Linked DNA regions of Homo sapiens: region 1 is linked to region 2. The links are chromatin loops, found by intact Hi-C in ENCODE. Cell type or tissue: upper lobe of right lung. All regions are shown on one strand. Links, peaks and the distances in the headings refer to the core of each region. The heading gives the core; the rest is flanking DNA.

The links. A loop is a pair of places that touch in the nucleus more often than their neighbours do. Peaks named below come from ENCODE experiments on the same cell type or tissue, not always from the same donor. Only the 100,000 strongest peaks of a DNase experiment are listed, where the experiment ranks them.
Region 1: it touches region 2 in a loop (2.0-fold over the local background); 52 of 110 quality-filtered maps call a loop at or near these places.

Annotation. Positions count from the first base shown.
Region 1 is chr12:111,786,727-111,798,505 of GRCh38, reverse strand. It overlaps ALDH2 (aldehyde dehydrogenase 2 family member), which reads right to left. Exons shown (of 13, transcript NM_000690.4): 5 at 8,572-8,683; 6 at 7,944-8,072; 7 at 7,087-7,200; 8 at 6,343-6,445; 9 at 5,724-5,908; 10 at 264-428. Among named protein-coding and RNA genes, the nearest start is that of MIR6761, 7.2 kb to the left of the region's middle. RefSeq lists enhancers at 5,670-6,594, 6,595-7,520. In upper lobe of right lung, for the core only: no CTCF peak of the experiment used is centred there; DNase peaks (open chromatin) are centred at 5,818 and 6,162; H3K27ac peaks cover 997 bases.
Region 2 is chr12:111,738,473-111,750,251 of GRCh38, reverse strand. It overlaps ACAD10 (acyl-CoA dehydrogenase family member 10), which reads right to left. Exons shown (of 21, transcript NM_025247.6): 13 at 5,209-5,609; 14 at 3,968-4,108; 15 at 3,066-3,203; 16 at 2,867-2,957; 17 at 1,777-1,935; 18 at 907-1,079. Among named protein-coding and RNA genes, the nearest start is that of ALDH2, 23 kb to the left of the region's middle. In upper lobe of right lung, for the core only: no CTCF peak of the experiment used is centred there; no DNase peak of the experiment used is centred there.

The DNA.
Region 1 (11,779 bases), core at 4,924-7,423, 47 kb before region 2:
CCTGGCTCTGAGGGCCAGGACACCAAGGCCTGCAGGCCATGCTGAGGAATGCAGACGATCTCCCAGACAGAGGGTACAAGCTGAAGAGGAGGGACAAGATCAGATACATACTATGAATAGCGTGTTATGGGCACTGGTTCTGGGTATAACTTGAGATCTGGCCCCAAGCCAGCAGATGGGTGACAGCATCAGGATGCCAGGCTGAACTGTTTACCTCACCTCCCGCCAAGAATGTTTCCAGAGCACTGGCCCCAAGTGCTCACCTCCTCCTTGGCGATGGTCATGCCATCCTGCACATCTCCAAACACAGTGGGCTGGATGAAGTAACCACGGTCAGCAGCAATGCCCCCACCACACAGCAGCTTCGCCCCCTCTTGCTTCCCCGTGTTGATGTAGCCGAGGATCTTCTTAAACTGAGTTTCATCCACCTGTGGGAGAAGGAACCCAGAGTTATGGAGACATCGGATTCAGACCTCTCCTAGGCTTCAGGCTTAGAATTATGCAGGCAACAAGACAACTGGGAAATGGACCAAGGTCATAAGAAAGCAAGATCAGAAGAGGAAACACACAGGGCCAATAGCAGAAAACACAAAAAAGGCCCAACTTCCTCAGCCTACCGGAGAAAAGGACATCAAATCAATCTTTACTTTTCAACTATAAGATTACCAAAAAGTTTAGGAAGAAAATACACTGATAGCAAGAGACCGTTACATATACTGTTAGAAGGATGACAGACTGGTACAGCCTTTAGAGCAAGTGGTTTATTAATATTGCTCAAAAATTATATACTCAGATCCTTTGGCCCAGCTATTTAACTTCTAGGAATTTATTCTACATATGCACAAAGAGAAATGAACAAGGATATTCACTAGGGAGTATTTTTTTTTTTTTGTATTTTTGTTTTTGAGATGGGGTCTCACTCTGTCACCCAGGCTGGAGTGCAGTGGTGCGATCTCCACTCACTGTAACCTCTGCCTCTCATGCTCAAATGATCCTCCCACCTCAGCCTCCCGAGTAGCTGGGACTATAGGCATGCACCCCTACGCTGGGCTAATTTTTGTATTTTTAGTAGAGACAGGGTTTTGCCTTGTAGCCCAGGCTGGGGGAGCATTTTGTAAAGGCAAAAGATGGAAACAATTCTAAGTATAAATCAGTAGAGGGGTTGGTTAAAATTATTACGGTGCATCCAGTATATTGTCATCACTAATAGATCTGTGAACTAACTGACACAGAAAGATGGCCCAAGATACTCTGTAAAAAGAAGGAAAGCTTGGGCCAGGGGCAGTGGCTCACGCCTGTAATCTCGGCACTTTGGGAGGACGAGGCAGGCAGATCATGAGGTCAGGAGTTCAAGACTAGCCTGGCCAACATAGTGAAACCCCGTCTCTACTAAAAATACAAAAATTAGCTGGGCATGGTGGCACATGCTGAGGCAGGAGAATCGCTTGAACCAGGGAGGTGGAGATTGCAGTAAGCCAAGATCGCGCTATTGCACTCCAGCTCTGGCAACAGAGACTTCGTCTCAAAAAAAAAAAAAAAAAGAAGTAAAGCTTGTAGAACAATATGCACTTATATACTCCTTTATAGGGTAGGGGAGAAGGGCGACAGGGTCTCACTCTATTGCCCAGTCTGAAGAGCAGTGGCACAATCACGGCTCACTGCAACTTCAATCTCCCTGAGCTCAGGTATCTTCTCATCTCAGTCTCCCGAGTAGCTGGACCACAGGTGTGTGCCACCACACCTGGGTAATTTTTATATTTTTAGTAGGGATGGGGTTTTGCTATGTTGCCCAGGCTAGTATCTAACTCCTGGGCTCAAGTAATTGACTCACCTTGGCCTCCCTCCCAAGTGTTAGGACTACAGGGGTTAGCCACCACACCCAGCCTATTTTTTAAAAAATAAACATACAACAGCATAACTGTGTGTGCATGAGTGGTTACCAATGGAGAATAAAAGAAATGCAACAAAGTCTTATTTTTTACATTAAATACCTTTTTTTAAAAAGAGTCAGGGCCTCACTCTGCCACTCAGGCAGCAGTGCAGTGGTGTGATCACTGCTCACTGCAGCCTTGACCTCCTGGGCTCCCACCTCAGCCTCCCAAGTAGCTGAGAGTATAGGCACGCATCACTACATCTGGCTAATTTTTTTTTGCTTTTTTTTAAAAAAAAAATTATTTATTTTTTGAGGTGGAGTCTCACTCTGTCACCCAGGCTGGAGTGCGGTGGCACGATTTTGGCTCACCACAACCTGCGCCTCCCGGGTTCAAGTGATTCTCCTGCCTCAGCCTCCCGAGTAGCTGGGATTATAGGCGCCCACCACCACGCCCAAATAGTTTTTGTATTTTTAGTAGAGATGAGGTTTCACCGTGTTGGCCAGGCTGGTCATGATTTGCATTTTTTTTTTTTTAGTAGAGATGAGGTCTTGCTGTAGTGCCCAGGCTGATCTCGAAATCCTGGGCTCAAGAGATTCTCCTGCCTCAGCCTCCCAAAGTGTTGGGGTTACAGATGTGAGCTGCCACACATAGCCTAAACACTTTCTCATTAAATTTATTAATGCAAGTTTATATTATCTTAATAATTAGCCACAAAGAGAAATGAGACAAAAAGAAATGTTAGGACGGGTGCAGTGGCTCAAGCCTGTAATCTCAGCACTTTGGGAAGCTGAGGTGGGCGGATCACAAGGTCAGGAGTTCAAGACCAGCCTGGCCAACATGGTGAAACCCTGTCTCTACTAAAGATACAAAAAATTAGCTGGGCATGGTGGTGGGCGCCTGTAATCTCAGCTACTCGGGAGACTGAGGCAGGAGAATCATTCAAACCTGGGAGACGGAGGTTGCAGTGAGCCGAGATCGTGCCACTGTACTCCAGCCTGGAGACAGAGCAAGACTCTGTCTCAAAAAAAAAAAAAAGAAAAGAAATGTTAGGACAGGTGCGGTGGCTCACACCTGTAATCTCAGCACTTTGGGAGGCTGAGGCAGGTGGATCACCTGAGGTCAGGAGTTCAAGACCAGCCTGACCATCTTGGTGAAACCCTGTCTCTACTAAAAATACAAAAATTAGCAGGGCGTGGTGGCGTGCACTTGTAGTCCCACCTACTCAGGAGGCTGAGACAGGAGAATTGTTTGAACCTAGGAGGTGGAGGTTGCAGTGAGCTGAGATGATGCCACTGCACTCCAGCCTGGGTGACAGAGCGAGACGGTCTCAAAAGAAAGAAAGAAATGTTAGTGCCCCTAGCTGCACTATTCACAGTAACCAAAAGGTGGAAACAATCAAGTCTGTCAACAGATTAATAGAAAAATCAAAATGTGGTCTATTCACACAATGGAATATTACTTGGCCTTTTATGTTCTGATACATTCTTATTACAACATGGATGAACCTTTAAAACATGGCTACTTGGAAGAAGCCAGACACAAAGAACCATGTAGGATTCCATTTGCATAAAATGTCCAAAATAGATAAATCTATAGGCAGAACATAGATTGGTGGTTGCCTGGGCCTGGTAGGGGGAGGAATGGGGAGTGACTGCTAATGGGTACAGGATATTTAGGGGAGGCAATGACAATATTATAGAATTAGTGGTGATGGTTGCACAAAGTTGTGAATATACTAAAAATCACTGAATCGTACACTAAAATGGTGCATTTTATGCTACGTGAATTATATCTCAATAAAGCTATTAAAGATAGAGATGTTGGAGGCCAGGCACAGTGGCTCACACCTGCAATCCCAGGACTTTGGGAGGCTGAGGTGGGAGGATTGCTTGAGCCCAGCAATTCAAGACCAGCCTGGGTAACATAGCAAGACCTCATCTCTATAAAAAATATGAATATTAGCCAGGTGTGGTGACGTGTGCCTGTAGTCCCACCTACTTGGGAGGCTGAAGCAGGAGGATCACTTGAGGCCAGGAGGTTAAGCCTGCAGTGAGCCATGATCACACCACTGCATTCCAGCCTGGGCAACAGAACAAGACCCTGTCTCTAAAAAAAATCAAAGAGGGGGATGTTGGGCACATAACCCTGTCCCATGGCAAGGCCAGTCCATCCTCAGACATGGCTGTGGCTCCCCACTGAGGAATCAGAAATGCAAACTGCTAAAAGAAAGAAGCCAGTCTGAGAAGGCTACCTACTGTATGATTCGTATAAGACAATCTGGAAAAGGCAAAACTATAGAGACAATAAAAAGATCGGCCAGGCACAATGGCTCACGCCTGTAATCCCAGCACTTTGGAAGGCTGAGGTGGGTGGATCACGAGGTCAGGAGATCGAGACCATCCTGGCCAACGTGGTGAAACCCTGTCTCTACTAAAAATACAAAAATTAGCTGGGCATGGTGGCATGCACCTGTAAGTCCCAGCTACTCAGGAGGCTGGGGCAGGAGAATCACTTGAACCCAGGAGGTACAGGTTGCAGTGAGCCGAGATCACGCCACTGCACTCCAGCCTGGTGACGGAGCGAGACTCTGTCTCAAAAAAAAAAAAAAAAAAAAAAATCAGTGGTTGCCTGCCAGGGCTCAGGGGAGGAAAAGAGGGAAGAATAGGTGGAGGACGGGGGTTTCAGGGCACAAATATATTTATATGATACTAGAATGATGGTATCATACACATTATGATACATTTGTCTAGGCCCATAGTAAGTACAACACAAAAAATGACCCCGAGGCTGGGTGCCTGACAGCAGATTGCCCGAGCTCAGGAGTTCGAGACCAGCCTGGGCAACAGAGTGAAACCCTGTCTCTACTAAAACACAAAAAATTAGCCAGGCGTGGTGGTGCGCACCTGTAGTCCCAGCTACTCAGGAGGCTGAGGCACAAGAATTGCTTGAACCCGGGAGGCATGAGTCGAGATCGTGCCACTGCACTGCAGCCTGGGTGACAGAACAAAACTCTGTCTCCAAAAAAAATAAAAATTAAAAAAAAAAACCCGAATATACACTACAGACCTAAGTGAATAATAAGGTACCAGTATTGGCTCATCAATACTAACAGATGAACCACACTCATGCAGGATGTGAATAAAGGGGAAACTGGTGGAACAGGGAGGTGCGAAGGAATATATGGGCACCCTCTGTACGTTCAGCTCTATTTTTCTATAAACCTACAACTGCTCAAAAGTAAAATCCAGGCCAGGTGTGGTGGTTCATGTCTGTAATCCCAGCACTTTGAGAGGCCAAAGCAGGAGGACTCCTTGAGCCCAGGAATTCAAGGCTGAGGTGAGGTATGATTGCACCACTACACTCCAGCCTGGGCAACAAAGAGAGACCTTGTCTCTAAAATATAAATAGGTAAATAAATAAATAAATAAAATCAAACAGCTCAAAACATGAAGTGAAATAAAGTCCCTATACTAGCCATACCATGGCTCTCAGACACGAAGGTTCACAGAGCTGTGTATCTTCTGGTGGATACACTTCTACTGATGACCAAGGTCTTGGAAACACACACTCCCTTTTGCAGACACTCCTGGTATTTGTTACATATATGCAATTTACAAAGTGCTTCCCAGGATTAATTTCTACATCACAGCCACCCTGTGAATGAGGCAGGGCACGGCTCGGGATGGGGAAATGAAGGCTGAGGGAGGGAACATAGCTTCCCAAAGGCACACAGCTGCTGTGTGGTAGAGCTGAGACCTGAACCCAGTCCCAACTGATCTGAGCCCGATGCCCTCTCTGCTTCTCATGCTGGCTCTAGACACCCAGACCCTGCGGCACTGCCTGGCTCACCTGCGGCCCCTGCTCGGTCTTGCTATCAAAGGGGTTCCCGACCACCCGAGACTTGGCCCGGGCAACGCTCCGCTCCACAAACTCATCATAGATGTCCTCCTGCACGAAGGTCCGGGAGCCGGCACAGCAGCACTGGCCCTGGTTGAAGAACAGGGCGAAGTGGGCCTGTTCCACGGCCCAATCCACTGCGGGAAGTGGGCAGGAGACAGAAAGGTGACAGTGAGGAGGAGGACCCTGGCCCTGGTGGCCGCCTGCCCAATGGAGCCTGTTCCCACCACTGTAAGGGTTGATGCCTGCTGGGTGCCAGAGACAGATACAGGGAGATGAGGGGTGCTCTCGGAGCCCACTGCCAACCAGGACAAAGGGCGTGATGGCGGCAAGTGGATGAGTCAGATAGCAGGGGCGTGGCCTAGCCTGATGATGCAGAGAGCAGCCAGGGAGAGGCTGGGGACAGGCCAAGGCCAGGCCATGCAGGCCCTGCGCTGGCGTCTTATCCTGAGGCCCGAGGGACAGCAACCAACGCCATTGGGCACTGGGGGGGCGACAGGATCGGCTGGAGCCACAACACAGGTGGCCAGGGCTACCTTCAAGGCCAGGCCTTCTCCAGCTGGAAACTCACTATCGGCATCTGACATGATGATGTTGGGGCTCTTCCCCCCCAGCTCCAAGGTCACTCTCTTGAGGTTGCTGCTCCCAGCAGCAACCTGGATTACGCGGCCAATCTGTGGGGACAGAAAGACAGGAACAAGCTCTCAGTGCCGGGAGAAAAGAGTCCAGCACTCTATAGACACAGAACAGAGTCCCCCACAGCTTGAGTGAGCAACTGGACCACGAGAGACCTAGAGAATTTCACCAAATAGACGTTCACTTTTTTTTTCTTTTGGACAGGGTCTCGCTCTGTCACCTAGGCTGGAGTGCAGTGGCGTGATCTCAGCTCACTGCAGCCTTGACCTCTCAGGCTCTGGCAACCCTCCTGCCTCGGCCTTCCAAGTAGCTGGGGCCACACGCACACACCACCACACAAGGCTAATTTTTAACCACAATGGCAGTCCTGGTCAAGGAGTCTGACCTGGCCAAGATGCTTTGATTTGGGGCAAGCGGTCAGCTCTGGGCTATGTGGAGTCTGGCCAGGCCTGGCCTCCTTAGTCCACATGGGACACTGGCCCCTCCCAAGGGCAGCTAGTGTGGCAACCAGACCACGAAGGGCTCAACCCTGCCCCACCCCTCCTGGTACCTACAGGGTCGTCCTGGAGGAAAAGGCCTCCGCTTGACACCCGGGAGCTCACCTTGAGCATGTCGTCCACTGAGGACAGGGGGAGCTTGGGCCAAGGAGGCTGCAAGCTTGAGGCCAGGGTCACCTTACCTCAGTGGAGCCTGTGAATGCCACTTTGTCCACATCCTCATGGGAGGCAATGGCGGCCCCAGCCGTGGGGCCAAATCCAGGCACAATGTTGACCACACCAGGGGGAAAGCCAGCCTGTGAGCAAACAGCCAGGGGACATTGGGAGTCACCCTCCTATTCTGAAGGGCTCAACCAGGGGAAGACACATCCTTTCTCAGAGAGGGTGGGACAGTCTGCCAAGGACACATGTGGTCAGAAGCTAATTGTATGGGGCACTACATGGGAATTCTAAATGGGACGGAGAAGGAGTCTGTTCGCTGGGGTTCCCTGTGTCTTTGCCCCTCCCCTGACAGCATTCACTTAGAACAACAGTGGGTTTTTGTTTGTTTTTTGAGACCGAGTCTCTCTCTGGCACCCAGGCTGGAGTGCAGTGGTGTGATCACAGCTCACTGCAGCCTCAAACTCCTGGGCTCAAGTGATCCTCCTGCCTTAACCTCCCAAGTAGTTGGGACTACAGGTGCATGCCACCCAGCTGATTTTTAATTTTTTGTAGAGATGGGGTCTTGCTATGTTGCTCAGGCTGGTCTCAAACTCCTGAACTCAAGCAACCCTCCTGCTTTGGCCACCCAAAGTGCTGGGATTGCAGGCGTGAGCCACCAAGCCTGGCCTAGAGCAATATTTTTAATTCTTCAAAGGGGATCTTGCAGTGAAGTCCAATGTGGAAAAAAGCTAAGAGGGAGCCACTCTGGTTCACATGGTGATGGGGGCTCCACAAACACACCTCCCTGTTTAGGGACCCCTGAGACCCTTCTCAGAACTCCTTTAGAACAAGCCTCAACAAGGGCATTTAGAGGTTAAGACCAGGATAAGCCACGCACCTCCTTGATCAGGTTGGCCACATAGAGGGCGGTGAGGGGTGTCTGCTCAGCTACCTTCATCACAACCACGTTTCCAGTTGCCAAGGCTGGGCCCAGCTTCCATGCTTGCATCAGGAGCGGGAAATTCCACTGCAACAAACAACAGCAGCCCTCGAAATCCAAGCTTCCTCAGAGAACTACACTGGGTAGCAGAAGGTGGCAACCCCAGAGGGCAGAAGCAGCACCGAGTTCTCTGAACCCTGCGTGTCCTCCCCTAACTCCATCCATCGTGGTTTTAAGATGAATGGATGAGGCAGGCGGTGCACAACGATGACAGACTCACATTTATCCGTGCTTTTATGTCCGTGACACCATGCTAAGCCCTAATTACCTCCCTAAGACAGGCACTATGTTCATTTCCACTTTTCAGATGGGGAAACTGAGGCTTGGGGGATAAGTGACTTGCCCAAGGTTACAGAATTCACGAGTGGCAGTGCTGAGACTCAAACCGGATTGGCTTTGTCAGAGCCCATCTTCTTACCTGCCACCCAGGCTGCCTTCCGACACCACCCCAGAACCTCTGCAATGAGTCTGGCAGACTGCCAAATCTCAGGGCACCCTGAAGAAACTCCAGGGAGGCTGGACTCACCGGAATGATCTGCCCGCACACCCCCACAGGTTCATGGCGTGTGTAGCTGAAGAAGTCTCCGTCAATGGGGATGGTTTTCCCGTGGTACTTATCAGCCCAGCCGGCATAATACCTTTAAACAAAGAAACGTTCAAGCTCGAATCAATGATTGTCAGGGACCCCTGCAAACCCTGGCAGAAAGAGAAGACTCAAACTGGTCCAGCTGAGTCTTTCTGAAAACTGTCTTTGCTTTTGGCTTATTCAGAGAGAGACAAGTGACTGCAAAGGTCACGAAAATCTACTCTAGGTAGCTAACCCCCAAGCCTCAGAATCGCCTGGGGTTCTTGTAAAAAACACCAGATCCCAGGAGTCCATTTCCAATCTACTCAATCCCACTCTCTGGGGCTCATGCCCAGGAATTAGATTTTTTTTTTTTCTTTCTTTTCTTTTCTTTTTTTTTTTTTGAGACAGCGTCTCGCTCTGTCTCCCAGGATGGAGTGCAGTGGTGTGATCTGGGCTCACTGCAACCTCGGCCCCCCAGGTTCAAGCGATTCTCTACCTCAGCCTCCCAAGTAGCTGGGATTACAGGCACCTGCCACCATGCCTGACCTTCTTTGTTTTTTTTAAGAAACAGGGTCTTGCTGGGTGTGGTGGCTCACACTTGTAATCCCAGCACTTTGGGAGGCCTAGGTGAGCAGATCACGAGGTCAGGAGTTCGAGACCAGCCTGGCCAAGGTGGTGAAACCCCGTCTCTACTAAAAATACAAAAAATTAGCTGGGCGTGGTGGCGGGTGCCTGTAATCCCAGCACCTCGGGAGGCTGAGGCAGAAGAATGGCTTAAACCTGGGAGGCGGAGGTTGCAGTGAGCCGAGATCACGCCACTGTACTCCAGCCTGGGCAACAGAGCGAGACTCTGTCTCAAAAAAAAAAAAAAAAAAGAAAAGAAAGAAAGAAACAGGGTCTTGCTCAGTTGCCCAGGCTGGAGTACAGTGGCACAATCATAACTCACTGTAGCCTTGACCTCCTGGGCTCAAGTGATCCTCCCACCTTAGCCTCCTGAGTAGCTGAGACTACAGGCACATGTCACCATGCCTGGCTAATGTTTTTAAATTTTTTGTAGAGATGTGGGTCTCCCTATATTGCCCAGGCTGCTCTCAAACTCCTGAGCTCAAGTGATCCTCCTGCCTTGGCCTCCCAAAGTGCTGGGATTACAGGCTCGAGCCATTAGCACCTGGCTAGTGACCTGGGTTTGAACATGGGTTTGTGACCCTGGAAGAAAGCTAGCTAGGGGGTTGCCAATCTATGCAAGCCCAGGCATTGCAGCTTCCCTCCCCCAGATCTATACAAACACAGTCTACATGACATGTGTTTTGCAAGCCCCAGAAGTTATTTCATCAGCACAAAAGCAGAATGCCAAAATTCAGGAAAGCATGTGGCCCCAACTGAGATGTACCAGGCTGCTCTCTCTGGGGTGTCCTTGCAGAGGGAGTTTTTCAGCCTTGGCACTGCTGACATCTGGGGCTGGAGAATTCTTTGTTGTGGGACTGTCCTGGGCATTGTACGATGTTGAGCAGCATCTCTGACCTCTATCCACTAGATGCCAGTAGTACCCTTCCCCTCGCAGTCGAGGCTGCCAAAAATGTCTCTGGACATTGCCCAGTGTCCCCGGGGAGGCGTGATTGCCCTGGCTGTGTGCACCTGTTGTGAAGGATACCGACTGTTTTCTTTTTTTTTTTCTTTTTTTTGAGACGAAGTCTCGCTCTTGTCTCCCAGGCTGGAGTGCAGTGGCGCGATCTCAGCTCACTGCAACCTCCGCCTCCCAGGTTCAAGCGGTTCTCCTGCCTCAGACTCCCAAGTAGCATGCCTGCCAAGACGCCCATCTAAGTTTTAATTTTTTTATTTTTTATTTTTTTTTCTGAGACAGAGTCTCGCTCTGTTGCCCAGGCTGGAGTGCAGTGGCGCGATCTCAGCTCACTGCAAGCTCCACCTCCCAGGTTCACACCATTCTCCTGCCTCAGCCTCCTGAGTAGCTGGGACTATAGGCGCCTGCCACCAAGCCCAGCTAATTTTTTATATATATATATTTTTAGTAGAGATGGGGTTTCACCGTGTTAGCCAGGATGGTCTCGATTTCCTGACCTCGTGATCCCCCCGCCGCGACCTCCCAAAGTGCTGGGATTACAGGCATGAGCCACCGCGCACAGCCTAAGTTTTGTATTTTTAGTAGAGACGGGGTTTCATCATGTTGGCCAGGCTGGTCTCGAACTCCTGACCTCAGGTGATCCACCCAGCTCGGCCTCCCAAACTGCTGGGATTATGGGAGTGAGCCACTGCGCCCGGCCCAACTGTTTTCTTGTCCAACCTCTACTCTTCTGGCACTGCTTCCTCCCCACCACCTCTGTTTACATGTCATAGGGAGGCAGCCATTATGTACACAAATGATCTGTCCACCCTTGGCCACAGCTGGCCAGAACCAAGGCCAGCCACTCAGGGTCCTCCCTCAGGAATATGGCATTACAACTAAAAGATGACAGCTTAGCCTGGCTGGAATCAGGCATGGAGGTACAAGAACAGGTGGTGTGGGCTACCAGGTCCCAATGTAAAAACTGGCCCTCAAAGCCAGTGTAGCTGAGGAGAATGAAGCAAGCAGGGAGGTGAGTGAGACTCAATGGCCTTTTGCATTAGAGACCTCTTGACTCTATCGTTTAAGTTGGGCTCAGTGAATTTCTTTCTTTCCTTTTTTTTTTGTTGAGATGGAGCCTCAGTCTGTCACCCAGACTGGAGTGCAATGGCACGATCTCGGCTCACTGTAACCTCCACCTCCTGGGTTCAAGTGATTCTCGTGCCTCAGCCTCCTGAGTAGCTGAGATTACAGGCATGCGCCACTACTGCCTGGTTAATTTTTGTATATTTAGTAGAGATGGGGTTTCACCATGTTGGCCAGGCTCCTCTTGGACTTCTGACCTCAAATGATCCACCCGCCTCAGCCTCCCAAAGTGCTAGGATTACAGGTGTGAGCCACTGTGCCTGGCCTCAGTGAATTTCTGGCAGCTCCAACACATGGGCTTTAACAAAGCCCTTGTTCCTTGGTCATTGAAATGTTTATGTTTGCTGGGCATAGTAACTCATGCCTGTAATCCCAGCACTTTGGGAGGCCGAGGTGGGAGGATCACTTGAGCCCAGGAGTCCAAAACTAGCCTGGGCAACATAGCAAGACCCCCGTCTCTAC
Region 2 (11,779 bases), core at 3,982-6,481:
GGCATGGTGGCGGGTGCCTGTAGTCCCAGCTACTCGGGAGGCTGAGGCAAGAGAATGGTGTGAACCCAGTAGGCAGAGGTTGCAGTGAGCCAAGATCGCGCCACTGCACTCCAGCCTAGGCAACAGAGTGAGATTCCGTCTCAAAAAAAAAAAAAACAAAAAAAACTTTTTCTTTTTTTTGCCGGGCACGGTGGCTCACACCTGTAATCCCAGCATTTTGGGAGCCCGAGGCGGGCAGATCACGAGGTCAAGGGATCGAGACCTTCCTGGCCAACATGGTGAAACCCTGTCTCTACTAAAAATACAAAAATTAGCTGGGCGTGGTGGCACGTGCCTGTAGTCCCAACTACTTGGGAGGCTAAGGCAGGAGAATTGCTTGAACCCGGGAGGTGGAGGTTGCAGTGAGCCGAGATCACACCACTGAACTCCAGCCTGGTGACAGAGCAAGACTCCATCTCAAAAAAAAAAAAAAAATTTTTTTTTTTTTTGTAGAGACTGAGTCTCTCTTTTTCGCCTAGGCTGGTCTCAAATGCTTGGCTTCAAGCAACCCTCCTACCTAGACCTCCCAAAGTACTGGGATTATAGCTGTGAGCCATTGCACCCAGACTGATTTTTAATAATGTGCTAGCAGCATGACCTTTACACCTTGGAACCTTGCCTCTGCTGCTACAGAGCCTGGCGTTTCCCTTCAGGTCACCTCGACAGAGTGGGGTCCATTCTGCTCTGAATCCAAACTGCAGCAAAGTAGCAGATGCAAAGCAGACAGGAATGCAACTTCTTGGCAAGGACATCACCTTGCTTCACCTGCTAGGACTGCACTCAGAAAACAGGTAGGAATTGAAGTCCGACAGCAAAGCAGAAGGTGGTGGTTCTGAGTCAGTGCTGGGTGCGGGGGAAAGCACTCACGCGGGCCTTCATGAGTGCCAGGGCCCTCTCTGAGAACCCGATCAGCCTCATGCAGTGATGGATCCTGCCGGGGCCCAGTCTGCCCTGGGCGATCTCAAAGCCTCGGCCAGGGCCCAGGACCATGTTCTCTTTGGGCACACGCACGTGCTCAAATCGGACTTCACCATGGCCACCTGAAAGACCCAAACGATCACTGTGAGCAATAGCCATAGTCATTTTCCTTGGATGTGTTTATTCCTCACCTCAGTCTGGGTTATCTGCTGGCAATGTCCCTGCCCTTTATTTAGCCTTCTTACTGGGACATGGTTAAAGGGAAAAGGACGGCAGGAAACAGCCTGTTAAACACAGAAAATGAATCACTGATTTATAATGGCAAATGACTATTCTGTGATTCCTTTTATAAAAACATAATAATGCCACCTTAAGCTGAAGCTCCTAGTGGTTTGTGACAATGTAGTGATCCTATGAAAACACTGAAAGTAAAAATGTGAACACTATTAGCAGAGAACCAAACTGGGAGCGGACCAAACCAGGGCTGTGGCCTAGAGGTCAGCTGTTCACACTGGGGCCTGGAAGAGTAGGTTTGGGGTCCACTTCCTGCGTCTGCCCTGTATGGCTTCCTGTGTCACAGACTCCTGATTACTTTCTAAGTTTAGAAGAGGGAAAAAAATCCATAAATGCCTGTCTGAAATCCGCCTGCATGGTTGATATTCATGTATGGAAATGAAATGCAGGAGCATGTGACTCCAAATGTCATCATACCCTCAGACGTGGGATGTGGCAAGTCCTGAACAAGAGCAGGGGCCCCTCAGTGGTGTTTCCTGGGGACCAGACCCACACCCAGGGGTGACCCGCCCCTGGAGGTCTCACCTGGTGCATCTTCCAGTCCATACACCGTCAGAGGCCGGATGATTTTTATCCCTGGGGTATCCATGGGAACCAAGAGCACAGACTGCTGCCGGTGTCTTGGTGCATGTGGGTCTGTTTTTCCCATAAACACACAGAGTTGGCAACGAGGATCCAGGATGCCTGCCAGGAAAGGAGAGAGACAGACCCCATCATCTGACACCAGGGCCATCAAATCTCTACACACGTGGTCCTGGCCCAAGAAAGGCACAGTAAGGAAGCAGACAGAGCTCTTTAAGGCTCCATGTAATCAGATGAGCATCTGCAGACTGCTGACCAGAAATAAGAGCAAATTGGGTTTTGTCCCAGTGAGGAATGAATCCAACATCATAAGAGCAAGTTTTTAAAAGCATCACATAGAGTAGAAAATATAATTTAGAGACAAGAGGATGAAAACCGCTACTTGATCCCTGCCAGCTGGCTCGGCTCCCACAGGTGGTGCACACATAACGGCTCTGGGCCCGGGCCTTGGAATCAGGTGAACCTTTGACTCTGGGTTCTCTACTTGCTGGCTGGGGGCTCATACCCCAGGCAAGGGACCTAAGTCTGAGTGCGGTTTCCTCCTTTGCAAAATGGGGATGCTCATTCTTAATGTCCAGGGAGGTATGGGCTCCGGGAGGTAAGCTCCACGGCTACTTGTAGGGGCCCTGCAAAAGTAACACTGGACAATCCCTAAAAGTCAGGATTGTCATTAGCCCTTAGGATGTAACACACCTGATCGAGGAGCCAGGAAGCCACCAAGGAAGGGGAGCTGCCCAAAGCAGAATGAACAGCAGGAAGTGGAGAGATTCCTGGGGTCACATGTGCAGGGAGGCATCCGTCCATGTGTGGGCACCGGGGGACGTCCCTGCCCTGTGAAGTGCCACCTCTGAGAACAGTGTGCTCCACGGATTACCCTCCTATTCTCCCAGCTGCCTCTGCTGGGGGCGCTAAGTGACAGAATCTCCTTTGTGTCAACTTGAAAAAGCAGAGGCTCCTCCCAGGCATTGAGAGACGCGCCTAACAGCACAGACTCCCTGATGTGCATTTGGAAAGTGCATTTTAGGCCAAATACCTGTGATCCACCATTTGTGACCGTTTATGACATAGAAGCTGTCCTCCTCTCTGATGGAAGCCTCAATGTTGGTGGCATCTGAAGAGGCAACCTGAGTGGGGAGCATATTCCAGTCAGAGACGCCAGCAGACAGCCCGTGTTCCCTGTGGGGCCGACAACAACAGGGCCAGGCAAGTGGGTGGCAGCCCAGGCGACGTACCTGGGGCTCGGTCATAGCAAAACAGGAGCGGGCTTTCCCCTCCAGCAGAGGAATCAGCCAGCGAGCCTTCTGCGCTTCGGTGCCATACCTCACCAGCAGCTCCATGTTGCCCGTGTCAGGCGCAGAGCAGTTACATACCTGAGAAGGAAAAGGAGCGTGACCATGACTGTCATGTCCTCTTCTAAAAAAAACAGAGTCAAGCTCTGTCACCCAGGCTGGAGTATCGTGGCACGATCATGGCTCACTGCAGCCTCGACTTCCTCAGCTCAAGCCATCCTCCCATGCCTCAGCTTCCCAAGCAGCTGAGACTACAGGTATGCACCATCACACCCGATTAATTTTTTATTTTTTTGTACATACAGAGTTCTATGTTGCACACGCTGGTGTCGAACTCCTGGCCTCAAGTGATCCCCCACACTTCGGCCTCCAAAAGTACCGGGATTACAGGTGTGAGCCACCATGCCTGGCCTTCTCACATTAATATTTCAAGCTTCAAATTGGATGGGCATGGTGGCTCACGCCTGTAATCCCAGCACTTTGTGGGGCCAGGGTAGGTGGATCACCTGAGGTCAGGAGTTTGAGACCAGTCTGGCCAACATGGTAAAACCCTGTATCTACTAAAAATACAAAAATTAGCCAGGTGTGGTGGCACATGCCTGTAGTCCCAGCTACTTGGGAAGCTGAGGCAGGAGAACCACTTGAACCCAGGAGGCAGGGGTTGCAGTGCGCCAAGATTTCGCCACTACACTCCAGCCTGGGTGACAGAGCGAGACTCCATCTCAAAAAAAAAAAAAAGTTCAAGTTCATGCCAGTGCTTCTGAATCTGGTTTATCTGTTTAGGATTGAGTTCTTATGAAGATCAGGATGTTCCCACACACTGAGGAAAACTTTAAAGAAGGTACCTCGGGGGCATACAGGGACGTGCCCATGAGCTCACACAGATGTGCATATTCCACATTGGTCAGTCCTGCTCCGTATTTTTTCTCGGGATCAGCCTCTAAGGGTAGGAAAAGGTTCCAAAGTCCTTCAGCTTTGGCTTTCTCCTATCATGGGGAAAATAAGTCAGGAAACCACAGTGGAAGATTTCATTTTATTTTGAACCGTGGAAAACAATGAAAGGGATTGGAGGAAACAAGGCAGACAACCAAACATGCACGTGTGCCCAAAAAAATGATATGAGGAGCTGGGCATGGTGGCTGTGCCTGTGGTCCCAGCTACACAGGAGGCTGAAGTGGGAGGATCACATGAGCCCAGGAGGTTGAGACTGCAGTGAGCTATGACCACACCACTGCATTCCACCCTGGGTGACAAAGCGAGACCCTGTCTCAAAAAAAAAAAAAAAAAAAAAAAAGAGAGAGATGGTGGCTCACGCCTGTAATCCCAGCACTTTGGGAGGCCGAGGCGGGCGGATCACAAAGTCAGGAGTTCAAGACCAGCCTGAACAACATGGTGAAACTCCATCTCCATTAAAAATACAAAAATTAGCTGGGCATGGTGGCACGTGCCTATAATCCCAGTTACTCGGGAGGCTGAGGCAGGAGAATCGCTTGAACCTGGGAGGCGGAAGTTGCACAGAGCAAGACTCCGTCTCAAAAAAAAAGAGAAAAAAAGAAAAGTAGATGATGATTGCATTATGCTCCTGAAGATCTCAAGTAATTTCAAAACTAACACAATCCAAGGTTCACGTGATAAGGAACAGCGGGTGTTTCTGTTTATCAGCTGAAGTGACAGCACTGGGAGACAACACAGAAACTCAGCTCACAGTGGATCTGGCCCTCTAGCTGTGATATTACGGGTTCTCTAGAGAGAGATTTATTAGCTGATACAGCACTGTTTCAAATTTACATAATTCAAATACCCATCAGATAGGCCTAACCTGCCCTGGCTTTCTAAGGCCAAGCATTCCACTGCCTGGGCTGTGCAGTCACACCTGAGCCATCTGCCTGTGACACAGGCACAGCAAGAGCAAGAGATGGAAACTGAGTCATGAAGAGCTGGCTCTTTCTGAGACGATGGAAGCAAAGATCATTCAACTCGGAGCTCCTGTATCTTCACTGCCTGGGATGGTTCAGGTGAGCCCGGTGGGGTCGGGGAGGGTATGCCATGGTATTGGGGTCTTACCACCTCACCATGGCTGCTTTACCTTGAGGTCTTCGATCAGTGGGGAGGGGCTCCACCTGGCTGCTGAGGCCTGGTGACTCTGCAGCTCTGGCTCTGCAGGGTACACACGTTGCTCCATGAAGTGCTTCAGCCGGTGATACAGCTCTCTGACAGGTGGAGAGAGGCTCTCTGGAGAGATAACCAGACCTCCCCTTGAGGTATGAGCTGGGGAAGCTTCTGGAACGGAGCTATAACTCCTGCTGCCTGTGGGGCACCACTGGGACTGGGGCCTGGCCCACGTGTGGTAGGACCTTGTTAACGGATTTGTGAAGGGCATCTCTTTGAAAACCCGGAACCCTTCTTTGACTGCGAAATCCCACGCCAGGTTAGACACAAATTCGGTCAGCTTTCCAGTTTGTTCCGCATATGTGGAGCTTGCTTGCCCTAAGCAGAATCAAAGAAAAACAGTGATTACTCCCACACGACCCATCATAGGGATGTTAACATGTGATGACACTGTCACTTCAGCAGCTATTGCCATTTGCTGAGCACTTGCTAAGTACCAAACACTGTGCTAAGAGCCACTATAGCTCACTGAATCCCCAAAGCAATACAACTGCTTTCACCTGCACTTTGCACGCAAGAAAACTGAGTCTTAGAGAAGGAGGTGACTTGGACGAGCTGGAAGTTAGGGGGCTGGGGGCCAGAGTCCAACTTAGGTCTGCCTGCTCCCTGCTCTTGATCTCTGCTTTCCTAAAAGACTACATTTAATCAGTAACACCCCAGATCACCTCTGCCGTTGCCAGTGGGCTATAAGAAGTCCTGCATCCTAGACCACCCTTGCTACAAAATTGATAACAGCAATGCCACAACTGACTAAAGGAAGAGCCAACTTCTAGACACCACTGTCTCTGGAGGGAATCAACACCAGCATCACTCAGCTCACTATTTGGCTCTCACAGCGTCTCTTTCTTCTTGTAAAATGTGCATCAAGACTTTTTTTACAAACATATTTTTCCCCATTAAAAAAAATTAAGGTGGCCAGGTGCGGTGGCTCACACCTGTAATCTCAGCACTTTGGGAGGCTGAGGTGGGCGGATCACTTGAGGTCGGGAGTTCAAGACCAGGCTGGCCAACATGGAGAAACCCCCATCTCTACTAAAAATACAAAAATTAGCCAGGCATGGTGGTGTGTGCCTGTAATCTCAGCTACTCAGGAGGCTAAGGCATGAGAATCGCTTGAACCTGGGAGGCAGAGGTTGCAGTGAGCCGAGATCGTGCCATTGCACTCCAGCCTGGGAGAGAGTGAGGCACCCATCTCAAAAAAATAAATAAATAAAAATAAAAAAATTGAGGAGTGGTGTACATACACCTCCTTAATGTAGAACTCTGCAAGTCTTAACAAATCCATAGTTGGGTAACTACCATTGCCATCAAGATACAGAATACTTCGGCCAGGCGCAATGGCTCACACCTGTAATCTCAGCACTTTGGAGGCTGAGGCGGGTGGATCACCGGAGGTCAGGAGTTTGAGACCAGCCTGGTCAACATGGTGAAACCTGTCTCTACTAAAAATACAAAAATTAGCCAGGCATGGTGGCACATGCCTGTAGTCCCAGCTACTTGGGAGCCTGAGGTAGGAGAATCACTTGAACCCGAGAGGCGGAGGTTGCCTGGGCAACAGAGCGAGACTCCATTTCAAAAAAAAAAAAAAAAACAGAATATTTCCATCATCTGGAAATTTCCCCAGTGTACTTTTGTACTCAACCCCTGCCCCCCTGATCCCCAGCACCCACTGATCTCTGTTTCTGTAGTCTGTCTCTTCCAGGATGTCCCATAAATACATATGTCACTCAGCATGTGGCCTTTTCAGTATGGCCTCCATCACTCTGAGCCCTGCATCTGAGACACATCCAGATTGCTATGTGTACAATGTCTCCTCACAGTGAACTTTTTCACAGCCAGCTCTCCTGGATTACTTCTAGCACTTCCATGTCCCCAAGAGACTGTACCCAATAAATGGATAAATTGATAGTTCTAAAGAGACAGCCATTTTCTTTTTTTAAATGATTTCATTTTAGGCTGGGTGCTTTGGCTCACGCCTGTAACCCCAGCACTTTGGGAGGCTGAGGTGGGTGGATTACTGGAGGTCAGTTCGAGACCAGCCTGGGCAACATGGTGAAACCCTGTCTCTACTAAAAGTACAAAATTTAGCCAGGTGTGGTGATGCACGCCTGTAATCTTAGCTACCGGGGAGGCTGAGGCAGGAGAATCGCTTGAACCCAGGAGGTGGAGGTTGCCGTGGGCCGAGATCATGCCATTGCACTCCAGCCTGGGTGACAAGAGCAAAATTCCGTCTCAAAAAAATAAATATTTTATTTATTTTTAAATAAGAGATGGGGCCTTACTACGTTGCCCAAACTGGTCTCGAACTTCTGGCCTCAAACAATCCTCCTGTCTCAGTCTACCAAACTGCTGGGATTACAGGCATGAGCCACCATGCCCAGCTGAGACAGCCATTTTCATGCAGCTTTGGTGTTAAAGATAGTTTAAACTATTCCTTACAGAGTTAGGAACAAACTCAGAGCAAATTCTTTGCTACCCTGCAGAGAGTTAGCCTACTGGACCTCAATAGGTCTCTACTGAGGACCTTCTGGGTGCTAGGTATGAACCTAACCCAGGGAAGTCAGTCAGAAACCAGATAGCCTCTTCCTTGCAGACACACAGTGGGGGCTTATTCCTTATTCCTCGGACTGCACACAGCACATTGAAGGGAAAGATACTCCCTTATGTTCCTTATTATTCATAAGGATTTTCTTCTTCTAACAGAGTAAGAGGTGTATTCTTAATTTTCTTCTATTTGGTTGGCTCCCACTCTGAGACTGCTACTTTGTCCCTGAAAAAAGTCACTTGTATAAGCTTGGATTGATTTAGATCTATTGCTTCTGGTATATTTTCCAAAATGTAGTTCCAGCAGAAGAGACCACATCACTGGTGTCCACTTAACTTGCAGTCATAAGCACTTTATAGAATTTCAGTGGCCATCTACCAGAAATCTAATTTCTGCACCCACTTATTAAGGAAGGAGAAGGACACATGGGCTGGGCAGGTACATACTGTTAATCTTCTGCTCACTGGGCTCTGGTCTCTCTCATCCCCTTCCCAATCTAATGCTGATTTGAAGTCTTTTGTAAATGACACCATAGAGAGAATGTCTTGGAAACAGATACCCCTTCTCTAAGCTCCAGTTTTCCTGGCCAGTACCAAATATCTCAGCTGTTCAAACAAAAATGATTTTAAAGCTAATTGTAGAAGACAAATGTACAGAAGTAATATTTATGTTTGTATAGTTGGTTTTTTCCCCATTCATCATACGTTTTTATATTATTCTTTCAAAAAATGGATTTTGTTGTTTTTACATGAGAAAACTAAGCCATTTCCTCAGTGTGTCTGGCTGGCTTCCCAGAGGGAGGGAAAGGAGTGCACAGTAAGATAAGAGGAATAAAGGCCTGAACAAACAGACATTTTTCTGTCTGGTGGCAAACAGGTGGGGTGTTTTAGCTCTGGGCCGAGAGAAACCAGAAGCCACAACGATGGCTCACAGGATCTTAAAAACATGTCAAAGGGCTTCCTGAGAGACAGGCTGAGGACACTCAGTGTGGAGACTCTAAAATGGGCAGTCTATTAAGCTTTTCCCAGGTCACTGGAGCAGAGCAGGGAGAAAACTTGGCAGCCGGCTAGGAAATATCAGAGGTGACCAGGACTATTCATCACCATAAGGACTTAGCAGCCATTCTGTTTAAGTAAATATTTCTGGTTAGTGTTTATTGGAAAACTATAAAAAAAATGGGAAATAGTGGCTTACAGCTGATACTGTATTTTCCTAAAAGAGGGAAAATATTGTTTCCAGAAATTCCTGCTTCCAGCATCCCCTGCTTATCAGACCAGGTACAGTTAAACTAGAAATTCTCTGGGTACTGGTTTTTCTCCGGACAGTTTTTCTCATGACTGTGTATCTCCAGGACCACCTAGCACAGTGCTGGCTTTTAGTAGAGGCTCATATACTTGGGAATGAATGATCAATTCCCCTACTGCAACTGCTTCTCTCAGAAGACTCTGGCAACCTGGCTGAGAACACAGGCTGCCAGCAAGCTTGGGGTGTCACTGACTGCAAAGCTAAACACTCCATCAGCACTAGCAAATCCCATGATGAATTCCTTTCTCCTTCTTTCTCCTTGCCTTTTGTTTTTAAGTTTTGCTTTTGGAAAATTTCTTTTTCTTTTCTTTTTTTTTTTTTTTTTTTTGAGATGGAGTCTCGCTCTGTCACCAGGCTGGAGTGAACAGTGAAGCAATCTCGGCTCACTGCAACCTCTGACTCCCTGGTTCAAGCTATTCATCTGCCTCAGCCTCCCTAGTTAGCTGGGATTACAGACACCTAGTAGCTGGGATTACAGGCACACACCACCAAGCCCAGCTAATTTTTGTATTTTTAGTAGAGACGGGGTTTCATCATGTTGGCCAGGATGGTCTTGATCTCCTGACCTCGTGATCCCCCCGCCTCGGCCTCTCAAAGTGCTGGGATTACAGGCATGAGCCACCGCACCTGGCCTTTTTTTTTTTTTTTTTGAGATGGAGTCTTGCTCTGTCACCCAGGCTGGAGTGTAGTGGCACGATCTCTGCTCACTGCAACCTCTGCCTCCCGGGTTCAAGTGATTCTCCTGCCTCAGCCTCCCATGTAGCTGGGATTATAGGCGGCATCACCACACCCAGGCAATTTTTGTATTTTTAGTGGAGACGGGGTTTCACCATGTTGGCCAGGGGTCTCAAACTCCCGACCTCAGGTGATCCACCTACTTCGGCCTCCCAGTGTGCTAGGATTACCGGCGTGAGCCATCATGACTGGCCTCCTTTTGGAAAATTTCAAAGACACACAGGAGTAGAGAGGAGAGAATAACAAGCCTACGGGTTCTACTGCTCGCCTTCCGCAATGATCGATGCCAGCCCAGTCTGGTTTCATTCCCTGCCATCCCCACTCCCACTGTCCTGGATTTTTTGGAGTAAATCCCAAATATCTCATCTAGGATTCTTTCAAAACTCTAAAAACAAATGTTTTTTAAAAAACCCACAATACTATTATTACCCTTAAAAAATCGTTAACTGTTAACTTCTTCATATCATCGACTATCCACTCAGAATTCAAGTTTCAGTGACTATCATCAAAATTTTTTCCAAATAATTTGTTCAAGAAAGGATCCAAATAAGGTCCCAACACTGTAACTGGCTAACGTATCTTTTAAGTCTCTCCCCGCTCCCCCCACCTTTTTTTTTTCTGAGACAGTCTCACTTTGTTGCCCAGGCTAGACTGCGGTGATGCAATCATGGCTCGCCGCAACCTCCGCCTCCTGGGTTCAAGCAATTCTCCTATCTCAGCCTCCCGAGTAGCTGGGATTACAGGTGCCCGCCACCAGGCCTGGCTAATTTTTATATTTTTTAGTAGAGACAGGGTTTCCCCATGTTGGCCAGGCTGGTCTCAAACTCCTGACCTCAGGTGATCCACCCACCTCGGTTTCCCACAGTGCTGGGATTACAGGCGTGAGCCACCACGCCCAGCCTGATGTTTCTTTTAAGTCTCTCTCAATCTACAGGTTCCTTTTTCACCCTTTTCCTCCCCTTGAAATGTAAGTGTTTGAAGAAACTGAGTTGTTTGCCCTGTGATGTTTTCCAGAATCTGGATTTTGTGAGTGCTGTGCCCAGGGTGCTGCTGAACATGTCCCTCTGAACCCTGTGTTTCCCATGAGTTGGCAGCTAGCACTGGAGACCTGGGCAGAGTCAGTGTAACTTTTGAGGGAAGCATCAGGAGGTATATAATGTCTGGCTGTCTGTCTCTCAGTGGTGTTGGCTTTCATTGAAGCTTATTGCCCACATCCATTAATGCATTAGGAGTTGCAAATTGGTGATATGCAAATTCTATATTATTCTGTCCAGGATACTTCTCTAGAGAGAAACATTCCCTCATTGATTATTTGGATAGCCTGCAGTATCATTTGTACAGGAAAGACAGGACAAATGCTTGATTCCCCACCCCCCCACCCCATTTTCCAATTTTCAGAATAATAAGTTGCTTTCCTGGCAACCTCTGAGGTCATCAATGAGACTTTGTCTCTTTGTTTTTGTATCACTACTCATGGACTTATTTATTTAATTTTTATTTTTGGGGGGACAGTGTCTTGCTCAGTCACCCAGGCTGCAGTGCACAGGCGCGATCTCAGCTCACTGCAACCTCTGCCCCCTGGGTTCAAGTGATTCTCTCTCCTGCCTCAGTCCCCTGAGTAGCTGGGATTTTAGGCGCCCGCCATCACACCTGGCTAATTTTTGTATTTTTAGTAGAGATGTGGTTTCACCATGTTGGCCAGGCTGGTCTTGAATCCCTAACCTCAAGTGATCTGCTCACCTTGGCCTCCCAAAGTGCTGGGATTACAGGCCTGAGCCACCATGCCCGGCTACTACTCATGGATTTAAACATACCTGATGTGTTTCATCCATTTCAGCTATCATCCTTGGTGATGCCCAAAGTTTCCTATTGTTAGCAAGTGGGAGCCTGTTCAGGTTGGCTC